Regions from separate parts of the Homo sapiens genome. Here all the other regions are linked to region 1. The links are chromatin contacts, found by Hi-C or POLR2A ChIA-PET in ENCODE. All regions are on one chromosome and are shown on one strand. Each heading gives the region's core, a stretch centred on a gene start or an enhancer-like site at or near the end of the contact. The rest is flanking DNA. Distances are from core to core; before and after follow the strand shown. Region 1 holds the start of CIAO2A (cytosolic iron-sulfur assembly component 2A). Region 2 holds the start of RAB11A (RAB11A, member RAS oncogene family). Region 3 holds the start of INTS14 (integrator complex subunit 14). Region 4 holds the start of TPM1-AS (TPM1 antisense RNA).

What was found. Hi-C counts contacts between places; a loop is a spot of excess contacts on that map. ChIA-PET counts read pairs that join two places held with the same protein, here RNA polymerase II (POLR2A). Pooled maps may share reads with other maps.
Region 2: a map of CD8-positive, alpha-beta T cell shows a loop between it and region 1 (9-fold over the local background). The contact joins the promoter of RAB11A here to the promoter of CIAO2A in region 1. A Hi-C loop is called at or near these places in 1 of 168 maps with a recorded cell type or tissue (CD8-positive, alpha-beta T cell), 1 of 37 single-sample maps with no recorded cell type and 6 of 50 pooled maps. POLR2A ChIA-PET finds 5 or more read pairs at or near these places in 1 of 52 experiments (activated B cell).
Region 3: a loop to region 1 is called in a pooled map, with 9 times the contacts of the local background. The contact joins the promoter of INTS14 here to the promoter of CIAO2A in region 1. A Hi-C loop is called at or near these places in 6 of 50 pooled maps. POLR2A ChIA-PET finds 5 or more read pairs at or near these places in 2 of 52 experiments (B cell and activated naive CD4-positive, alpha-beta T cell).
Region 4: a loop to region 1 is called in a map of CD8-positive, alpha-beta T cell, with 11 times the contacts of the local background. The contact joins the promoter of TPM1-AS here to the promoter of CIAO2A in region 1. A Hi-C loop is called at or near these places in 3 of 168 maps with a recorded cell type or tissue (CD4-positive, alpha-beta T cell, CD8-positive, alpha-beta T cell and naive thymus-derived CD4-positive, alpha-beta T cell), 1 of 37 single-sample maps with no recorded cell type and 8 of 50 pooled maps. POLR2A ChIA-PET finds 5 or more read pairs at or near these places in 1 of 52 experiments (CD8-positive, alpha-beta memory T cell).

The regions. Positions count from the first base shown.
Region 1 is chr15:64,092,583-64,095,088 of GRCh38, forward strand. It overlaps CIAO2A (cytosolic iron-sulfur assembly component 2A), which reads right to left and starts at 1,256. Exons shown (of 5, transcript NM_032231.7): 1 at 1,063-1,256. The coding sequence starts at 1,186. RefSeq lists enhancers at 331-893, 529-578, 939-1,668.
Region 2 is chr15:65,868,239-65,870,744 of GRCh38, forward strand. RAB11A (RAB11A, member RAS oncogene family) reads left to right here and starts at 1,253. Exons shown (of 5, transcript NM_004663.5): 1 at 1,253-1,387. The coding sequence starts at 1,348. TRQ-CTG1-4 (tRNA-Gln (anticodon CTG) 1-4) reads right to left here and starts at 895; the gene lies at 824-895. RefSeq lists an enhancer at 1,067-1,126.
Region 3 is chr15:65,609,877-65,612,382 of GRCh38, forward strand. INTS14 (integrator complex subunit 14) reads right to left here and starts at 1,255. Exons shown (of 12, transcript NM_001394796.1): 1 at 1,222-1,255. It also overlaps a transcript of SLC24A1 not described here. RefSeq lists an enhancer at 1,173-1,332.
Region 4 is chr15:63,048,137-63,050,642 of GRCh38, forward strand. It overlaps TPM1-AS (TPM1 antisense RNA), which reads right to left and starts at 1,251. Exons shown (of 2, transcript NR_147233.2): 1 at 705-1,251; 2 at 1-559. The region is part of intron 2 of TPM1 (tropomyosin 1); the gene reads left to right. RefSeq lists a silencer at 58-717.

The DNA.
Region 1 (2,506 bases), core at 6-2,505:
AGATTATGTGGACAGAGATCTGGCAGGACAGGGATGTGGTCTGCTTTGTGGAGATCATTTTACTCACAATTATCATCTGCCTGGAGGCTGATTAGGTAAGTCCTGCCTCTAGTAAGAGAGGTCAACCAAATTAGCTCCCAGAGTATTTCCTAACCCTGGCTTCCTTCTACTGGCCTATAATCCTTACTTGAATTATATTTGTATTCTATGGTTAGATCTCTCAATATTATATCCAGTCTTTTCGGTTTTCAAAAACAATACAACATAATTAAAAAAACAAACAAACAAAAAGTTGTAAGGCAATTGTGAAGTGGTGGAAAGTGCATTACGGTTAGAACCAGTAGGCACAGCCTTTGCTTTTTGGCTCTGTTCCTTACTGGCAGTGTGACCTCCAGGTAGTTCTTTAACCTTTGTTTCCTCATTTGTACAATAAAGATGGCCCCAAGGGTTAAACAGAAAATATTTAATATGCAACATGGAAGAGTGTGTATGTGTGTGTGTGCGTTATGTGTGTGTACACAAGGCCTTGCTACAAGAAGCCAATCTCGTTCTCTTCTTTCGGGGACCTCTGCTTACTGACTTTGCCGGATAGAGTGGCTGTGACCTTGGGCCAGTCCCCAACTCGACTGTCACCCACAAGCGCCCTCAGCGGTAGCAAGAGTGCGTGTCCAGGAGCTAGAGAACGAGGCTCTAGTAGTGCAATCAGGCCAGCTTTGCTTCCTAACCAGGCACCCTAGACTTGTGGTCTCCCCACAAGTCTTGGAATGGTTACTAAGACGTAGGCCACACGTGGAGAATGAAGCTTTTAAGACCTCTGGGTTCGGCTTGCCCCAGGTTTACGAAGAGCCCAGTTCCCAGAAAGACCCACACCCCCCACGTGACTTAGGACCCCGAAGAAAGCGCCTGCTACGCCCCGGACAAGATCTGGCCAAAAACAAACAAACAAACAAACAAAAAAAAAGGTCTCCCCTCCCAGCCCTCAGGTGAGGCCATCATCCCCGCACCCCTCAGCTCCGGCCTGCACCTATAACGCCAAATGCTGTGCTGGGTAAAATTAATTACCATAAACTTCTAGCGCTTTCTCTTCCATGATCCGGGGCTGCCGGGCAGCTCCCGGCTCAGAGAGGCCGGAGAGCCACAGGACTCTGCTCAGCGTCCAGGAGAGCAGCCCGGACACCCGCTGCATCTTCACGCTCAGCCATCCCTGGCGACTGTCCCAATCGCGCCACCGTCTCTCAGCAGCCTCGGGATTGATCAACTTCCTGGTCTTCAAATGGGCCGAGACAAGCCTAAAGGTTCAGGAGAGCAGAGAAAAGGCGGGGCCAGACGGAGTAGCTCGAAGGACCTAGGGAAGGGGCCTCAAGGACTACAAGTTCCAGCGTGCTTTGCTCGATTTCGGCGGGACAAAAACAATCTTCGCGGCTCGTCAGCACATTGCATGCTGGGATGCGTGAGCTATTTTCTTCGGAAGGCAGCGAATTGTATTCTGGGACTTGTAGTGTCCGCCTGGTAGAAGTGGATGTAACGGTCTGTTAACCGCGACTGACTCACTCAGTATCCGTGATAAGTTAAAGATGAATCCTGAAGGGGTAGGGGAAAGGAGATCTTGAGTTCTCCAGCACGGAGACTCTTTACAATTATTTCTCCGCGGGATCCGCTGACAGCCAACGTCTTTCTTACTTCCTGATCGGACAGGAAGTAGGTTTCAGTTGCTGTGAAAAGGGATGTCATGGGAAGCCAGTGAGGTAGTCAGGTATGGCATGGGGAGGGCTTTTTGGCTTTCTCGTCTCCTAAGGGACTCAGTCCAGCACAGCTTCCCACCTTTGAACGAATATTTCTGCTAATGGCCTCCAAAGACAACTTAGAACATAAGTTTTCCCGTGTCTAATGTGTACAGTGGTGACATAATGGAGATCGCCATCCTTAAAAGTGTATCTTGGCCGGGCGCGATGGCTCACGCCTATAATCCCAGCACTTTGGGAGGCCGAGGCGGGCGGATCACCTGAGGTCAGGAGTTCGAGACCAGCCTGGCCAACATGGGCAAACCCCGTCTCTACTAAAAAATACAAAAATTAGCTGGGCGTGGTGGCAGGGGCCTTAATCCCAGCTACTTGGGAGGCAGAGGCAGGAGAATCGTTTGAACTCAGGAGGCAGAGGTTGCAGTGAACCAAGATCGAGCCATTGCACTCAAGCCTGGGGGAGAAGAGCGAGACTTCCCTCAAAAAAAAAAAAAAAAAAAAAAGTGTATCTTAAGCCCTCTGGTGTTCGTGGGTGTGATGGATGCCAGTAACAAAATCGATTTTATTTTATCCATCCATCCCTCCGATCAAATTTGTAGGTACTAATTTGCCATAGGTGATCCATAGGCATGGAAGATACAAAGATAAAACGCTGCCCCCGCCTTCAAACAGCTCACATGACCTGTGAGGGAGTCCATCCCTGAATTTGCAGTTACAACCAAACTAACTAAACCTCTTGTCAAAGTTGGTGACAAATGCCATTTCTA
Region 2 (2,506 bases), core at 3-2,502, 1.8 Mb after region 1:
CCCAACTAATCCAGGATAATATCCCTAATTTAATGTCAGCTGATAAGCAACCTTAATTTCATCTGTAACCTCAATTCCCCTTTGCCATGTAACCTAACCTATTCAGTCTCCAGGAATTGGGAAGTGGACATCATTGGCAGGGGGCATTATTCTGCTTGTTATAGGCATACTTGCCCACAAGTCTAAATCGAGAGTTTGCATATAGGAGGTAGGAGGTGTGACAATAATTGGATAAAGGCTTTTCTGGAATGACAAAATTCTCTTCAAATACAGGGAGGCCCTGCGACATGATATCTGGCAAATCACTTGAGTCTTAGTATCCAAACTTCCGCTAAAATGGAAATTACCATCCTTTGCTTGGCATGTTAAATGAAATACTTATGTAAACGGACTTAGATTAGAGGCCTACAAATAGGACTCAAGTTCTTGATGAATCTTGATGAGGAGGGTGGGCGAAGTACTCTAAATGAAAATGAGATAGATTGCGAGATTTCCGGAGAGGAGTGAGTGACAAGCGCCTACCCGTGCATGAAGCTGGAGGTAGAAAATTCCAGCAAAAGGAATTTTCAAGTTTCACTGAAGCTTTTGAATCAAGGCTTGAAAGCCCAGGGTTAAAAAAAAGGCAGTGAAGAAGCTCATTAAGACAACCCCCCGCCAGGTAGCAGATAGCACCTGAAATGCAGTGGGAAATTTGTGAGGTCTTCATAGGCAAGGATTAAATTTTACATCTCCATCTTAAGATGTGTCATAGTTGTTCAATTACTTAGTGACCAAAAAAGTGAATTAAAGATGTTGTCAAGATTAAAAAAACAAAAACCAATGCAGGTTCCACCGAGATTTGAACTCGGATCGCTGGATTCAGAGTCCAGAGTGCTAACCATTACACCATGGAACCGCCACGCATGTGTAGCTGCCTTCGGCTGTCTAATCCTCAGAGAACCCCGCCCCCATCCACAAACCCACCACTCACAGGCGGTCCCGCCTGGTTCCAGCGAGCCGCTTCCGGCACGGTAGCTCGAGAAATGAGCAAGCGGCCACTAAGACTATGGTAGCTAGGAGTTCCAGGACTCAGTTTCCCCTTTGAGCCTCCTTTAGCGACTAAAGCTTGAAGCCCCACGCATCTCGACTCTCGCGCACACCGCCCTTGTTGGGCTCAGGGGCGGGGCGCCGCCCCCGGAAGTACTTCCCCTTAAAGGCTGGGGCCTGCCGGAAATGGCGCAGCGGCAGGGAGGGGCTCTTCACCCAGTCCGGCAGTTGAAGCTCGGCGCTCGGGTTACCCCTGCAGCGACGCCCCCTGGTCCCACAGATACCACTGCTGCTCCCGCCCTTTCGCTCCTCGGCCGCGCAATGGGCACCCGCGACGACGAGTACGACTACCTCTTTAAAGGTGAGGCCATGGGCTCTCGCACTCTACACAGTCCTCGTTCGGGGACCCGGGCCACTCCCGGTGGACCCTCGTGCCGGCCACCCCTGCACTGATATAGGCCTCCCTCAGCCCTTCCTTTTTGTGCGGTTCCGTCTCCTACCCAGCTCAGCCTCTTCTCCCCCGCTCAGACAGGGGTCCCCATCACATGCCGCTCTCTGAGCGACCTCTCCATAGGCCTTCGCTGGCCTCAGAGCCCCTCCCTGCGTGTCCTTCCCCTGGCGGACTGCCTTCTCCCACATCGTCGAATTCCTTTCCCCGGGTTCTACGGCCCCGCCGCTCCTCCCACCATCTCTCTTTTCGGGTGTAGCGCCCCCTCCCCCTCGGCGTACACCCTTCCCAGCTCGCGTCCTCTCCCGAAGCCCCTCTGACGGGTTCTTCGCTTCCCTCTTGGCCTTGCCTTCGGTGCAGACTCCCATTACAGGTCTTTTTCTTATCTGCCCTCTTTCCCCCCTCGAGCGAGCGTCTCTTCTGTATCTCCCCTCCACTTGGACGGCCGCCCCTCTAAGCTTCTCCCATCCCGGGTCCAGGACCCCGTAAAATCTGAGCGGGCCAAGGGCCTCCGCCCCCACCCTCCGCCCCGCGGTTCTCGCGGTCCTTAACCTTCTCTGACCGCTCCCTCTCCCACTCCCCATTTGGCAACTCTCTCTACCTTCCCTCCCCAAATCGTGTTTAGAGCTCCCTTGTCTCCGTTGCGACCTGGGTGGTGGGAGGGAGGGTAAGAGGGATCGCCCATCACCCACTCGCGCACTTGTCGCAGTGACCCGGCAGGCTGACATTACTTCCCACCTAGCCTTTTCTTTTCTTGCCCTCCCTACTCAGTGGCACCCAACCCGGGATAACTCTTTACTCGGTTCGCGAGATGAGGTTGCGGATGGGTGGTGGCTGTTATCCTTGCCAGACCTGAAGGCCTGGTTCCTGAGCAGGAAAGGTTGTGCGCTGCACAAATACTAGCTTGCTTTATCTCTATGAACTGGTTGCTTCCTGCTGCAACGCTGGGAGGATCCAACAGGAAGGGAAGAGCCCTAGTTAGCCACATACCTTTCCCAAAAGGTTGGGGGTGGGAGGAAGTTGTGTGCTCTT
Region 3 (2,506 bases), core at 5-2,504, 1.5 Mb after region 1:
ACAGCTGGCAGTCTTGCCTTCTCTGAAGACACCTCTGGAGCTGGCTCTTTCTCCCAAGTGATGCATTTGTGTCGACTCCCAAATGCACCTCATTAACAGTTACAAAGTCGTGGGAGATCAATTTAGTACTCAGGTTGGAGTAAAGGAGGGAACTGAAAGTTCCTGAAGGATAGTTCACTCAAGCAGTATAGGCCTGATTAAAAAAAAAAAAGGCCAGGCACGCCTTTAATCCCAGCACTTTGGGAGGCTGAGGCGGGCAGATCACCCGAGGTCAGGAGTTCGAGACCAGTCTGACCAACATGGTGAAACCCCATCTCTACTAAAAATACAAAAATTAGCCAGATGTGGTGGCGTGCGCCTGTGGTTCTAGTACTTGGGAGGCTGAAATAGGAGAATTGCTTGAACCCAGGAGGCAGAGGTTGCAGTGAGCCGAGATCGCGCCACTGCTCTTCAGCCTGGGCGACAGAGCGAGACTCCGTCTTGGGTGGGGGGGAATCCCTGCCCACCACAGTCTACCAATTTTGTGAGCACAACACTATGTATTCCTCACTTGGGTGGATTCTGAGCCCCCAAGTCTCCCACCCCCACCCCCTTCCCACGTGTACTGTTCAAACAACTAGGGCTCTTCTTTCTCAGGAACAGTCTGAGAAATAGGCCCTAGCCACCTATTTGGCCTTGAATACCAAGTGTCCATCAGCTAGACGTTTGTAATTCTTCCCTGAAGGTGATAATTAGCTCATTCATAAAGAACTGATTCTCAGCAGTCTCGCTCTCAAAGCAGGATTCTACCTGAATTTCTAGTGCCTCACCTGCTCTTTGGCTTTCCCGTCAGCCTCCGGGAGTCCCTCCCCAGTTCTCAGATATAATTTCATCTCTAAAAGTCCAGACTGAAAATCACATCTGGGAGATGTATTTTTACCTTAAAAATCAGTCAAGAAAATGTGGGATCTGGAAGTCTCTCTTGGAAAGAGGGGGCAGAGGGGAGCTGAGCAGAGGGCGAAATCGTGCAGTTTACGCGGAGCTGGGGACCCCGAGCCTCAGAGCGAGGGGAGGCCGGGAGCAGCGCCCCGGAACTGGCGCCTCACAGACAGCGCGGGGCGGCCGCCACGGTGGCGGGAAGGCCAAGCGCTGGCCCTGGGTTGTTCTTCACCCATAACCCCTTCACCTGTAACCCCAACAAGCAGCGAAAGGCAGTCCCGGGCCCTCGGCCTCCCCACTCACCCCGTGCCCATCGCCGGACACAGTCCGTCGGCATAAACTTTCCGTCGGCATAAACTTTCCGTCCGCGCGCCACAGCCGGAACTATAAGGCCGCGCGACAGAAGGGAATCCGGCGCCTGCACTCCGCGCTGGGCGGGGCGGTCCTTGGAGAGCTTCAGGGTCGCCCGGGCAGGGTTCTGGCTCATCCCGGAGGGACGCTAGGGGGCGCGGCCTCTCTTCGCGATGGCCAATCCGCGGCCACCCCTCTCCTCCCACAAATCCCCAACTTCTCTCGAGCCTTGGCTGGGTTTCCTGCCGTGTCTCTCTGCATTGCCCTGAATCTCTCCCCATTCTCGGGCTCTTTCCTTCCCCTTCTGCCCCACTGACCCATGGGCCTCACCTGGCCCGGTGACTCTGTGTCCGCTTCACACTTTTGTCCCCTCACTCCCCTGGGCCCCGTCGGTGCACGAGCCCAACCCTTCCTGCTATTTTCCTCGTCACTCTTTAGCCCCCTCTCTCGTATCCTCTGAACCGGTTGACAGAATCCTCTTCCTGTTCTTTTTAAACTGCAATTCCTGAACTACAAATCCTGGCCGGGCGTGGTGGTTCAGGCCTGTAATCCCAGCACTTTGGGAGGCCAAGGTGGGCGGATCGCTTCAGGTCAGGAGTTTGAGACCAGCCTGGGAAACATGGTGAAACCCCGCTCTCTACTAAAATACAAAAATTAGCCGGGCATGGTAACGAGTGCCTGTAATCCCAGCTACTTGGGAGGCTAACGCACGAGAATCTTGGGGGGAAAAACCCCAAAACTGTAATTCCTGGCTGAGGTATGCTTTGTATATCCTTCTTAGCTGACCTGAGCCCAATTTACCTCAAGACTTGGCCTCTTGGTCTCCTCAGCCCAAATGCTCACTTTATTTCCCCTATCCCCTCTTTGAGGGAAGCAGAGGGCCCTCGTTCCTCTCACCCTGGACAAGGCATGCGTGCTCAGATTTCCCTGTAAGGCAACATGGGCTCTTGCCTGCCACTCTGGCCACCTGGTGTCTCCATTGTAGTCTGTGCCTCAGTGAGGTCCTTAAGAGGGCAAGAGGTGACTTTCTTTCTAACCATGTAGGGAGCCAGGGAATCCCAGCTAGAGATAGGCTTAGATGGATGCCAGCAGGCCCCTGGGTAGTTACGGTTCAAAGAACAATGTGGAACCACATAGGTTACAAAGTGAGTACAGAAAGGCCTCTAGAAGGCCTCAGGCATTTGCCTTTTTCTTTTAGCTGATAGGATGGGGCGAGATTAGGAGATGGGACGAGGAA
Region 4 (2,506 bases), core at 1-2,500, 1.0 Mb before region 1:
AGCAGGAGTCGCTATTGCCCTTAGCAGCCAGCTCCGTTACCCCGGGTCACCACCGCGCCGCGGAGGGGCCCTAGAAGTGGAAGCCAGAGCCCTAGTGCAGTGGCCTCCCGGAGCGCCCAGCTCACCAGGTACCCCCGCAGCGCGCCGGGAGCGCCTTTCTCCCCGCCGCCGCGAGCATGCGCAGTGCCCCCAGCCAGTCCCGGGATCCACGGCGCGCGCCCCTCCCAGCCGCGCGCGCCCGCCTGCGGTTTGTCTGCGCAGCCCTGGAGGCTGCGACTTCCGGACTGCTCCTGGCCGCAGGGGGCGCCGCCATCGCACAGAGAGGCCTGGGCGGGGCGGACCGGCGCTGGGCAGCCAGGACAGCCGCGGCAGCCGGGTCCGCAGGGCAGCAGCCGGCCTCTCCCACTGCAGCCCTCCCGCCCGCCTACCGTCCGGCGCGATGGCGGGGAGTAGCTCGCTGGAGGCGGTGCGCAGGAAGATCCGGAGCCTGCAGGAGCAGGCGGACGCCGCTGAGGAGCGCGCGGGCACCCTGCAGCGCGAGCTGGACCACGAGAGGAAGCTGAGGGAGACCGTAAGGGATACACCCATCACCCCGCAGCCCCCAGAGGCGCATCCTCCCGGGGCAGCCCCGCAGGGCCCTCCTGCTTCCCCCCCCGCAGGCCCCGGTCCCTCGTCCCCACGCCTCCAGGGCGCACCTGGCGCACCTGGGCCAGCTGGCGGCGGGCTCTGGGGAGGGGCCCGGCCTGTTCTCCTGAGCCTTTGTTTTCCATCTCGCTGATCCAAAGTAAACGCTCCCAGGGGAAACGGGTGGTGTTGAGAAGGTTCTGGAAGGAGCATTTTCCCAGGAAGGGTCTGTTTCTGGGGTGGTGGCTTTCAGTCGTGTCTGTGCGTCCCCGGGAGGTGCACTTTGCGCTGCTGGCTTGCTTTACTCTGAGAGTGGAGAGGGAGGAGGTCCTTCCTCTTGGAGATCCGTACTTTGAGAAGGGGCGCCGACAGGTCAAGTGGGAGAGGCACTGTGGACTTGGGGCCCGGGGATGCTACACTCCGCCGTTCCCGTCGACCCTGTGGTTTCCCGGCGGCCTGTGTCTCCGAGGCGGTAGACAGACATTGACAGCTTGACAGCGCCGCGTTCTGCTGGAAGAGCTAAACTATAGTGCAAAACCCTTAACCCGTCCCTTTTTTCAGCAGTCCTCCTCCCCTTTTCTCTCATACAGATAGATAATGCTTTGTTACCAAGTCTTGGAAAAAGTTGGCGAAATGTCAACAGTTATTGGGTGTATTCTCTTGCGGGCTTCCCCTCCCCCTTGTTAAATGTAATACCTGGCTTCCTTCCTTTCTTCTAAGGCAAATGTATCCAGCAAACACGAACAGGATTTCAGAGGTAGTCTAGTATTGGATATTTGTCGATTTTGTGTGTGTGTGTTTTTAATGAAGATACTGAAACAAACACCTTGGGAGTTTTATGACAATTGATAGTATGATGTCCTGCTGTGCTTAATATACGGGGTTGTTCTGAGTTGAGTAAATCGTTCTAGTTAAGTGTTTGTAAATGGCTGTATGGCTGGCCACAGAAACTTCAAGACCTGAAATGGTCCTCTTCAGAGGAAAGCTCAACTAGAGAAAGTTTCAGATAAAATACAAGCAGGAATAAGGAAATTAATAGGCAAAAGATAATTCTCAGTATTTGCTTTATAGGACGAGTCAGCAAAAGTCCTGTGGATATCCCTGAACTTGGCTGGGTGGTAAACTAATTCCGACTCCCTTACTCGCTAGTAGCTGTCCTTGAACCATTAGAACTATATAGAATATGATGGATAAAAACAAGAACTTTGGACCCAGACTGTCAGAACTTGAATCCTGTCTCCACTACTTACTAGCAGTGGGCAAGTTACTTAATCTCTGTGTTTCAGTTCCCTGTGTGTAAAGTGTGGATAGTAACAGCATCTACCTGTCGGTTAAAGGAGTTACTATGTAAAGACAGTACACTGATGCTTGGCGCAAAAGGGTAAGTGCTGTGTGCCCGCTGTCATTAAAACTGCACAGCCCTGGCAGCCCAGTGCTCCTTCACCTTCAGTTCCCCACCCAGCAAGAGGTCTTAAAGATGGCCTGCTCATTTCATGACATCATAAAACACTTCATTTACTGCTTTTAATCAACATTTGTTGGGGCGGGGGGCTTGAATGAAGAGGAAGTGGGCGGGCTGGTAGGCATGTTTGATGGGTTAAAGTGGTATCAGTGGTAGAAGTCTGAGGTCTCCTCACCCTGCTAAGAAAGAGTATGTGTGACCCTATGCAGGAGAGCCTTGTATTGGCTCCTGGCCTAGTGATTGATGTTAGACACAAAAGATAAATTTTATGAAGGGCACATTATTACTTTTATTCTTACCTTCTCTTTTGCACGTCGTTTTTATAACAGAACTCTTCCTGTGCCAGTTGGCTAAAGATAGTACTTTCGTTCTTTTCACGGCTTTATATCAAAAGTAGTTTAAGTAGTTTCAATTTTTTTA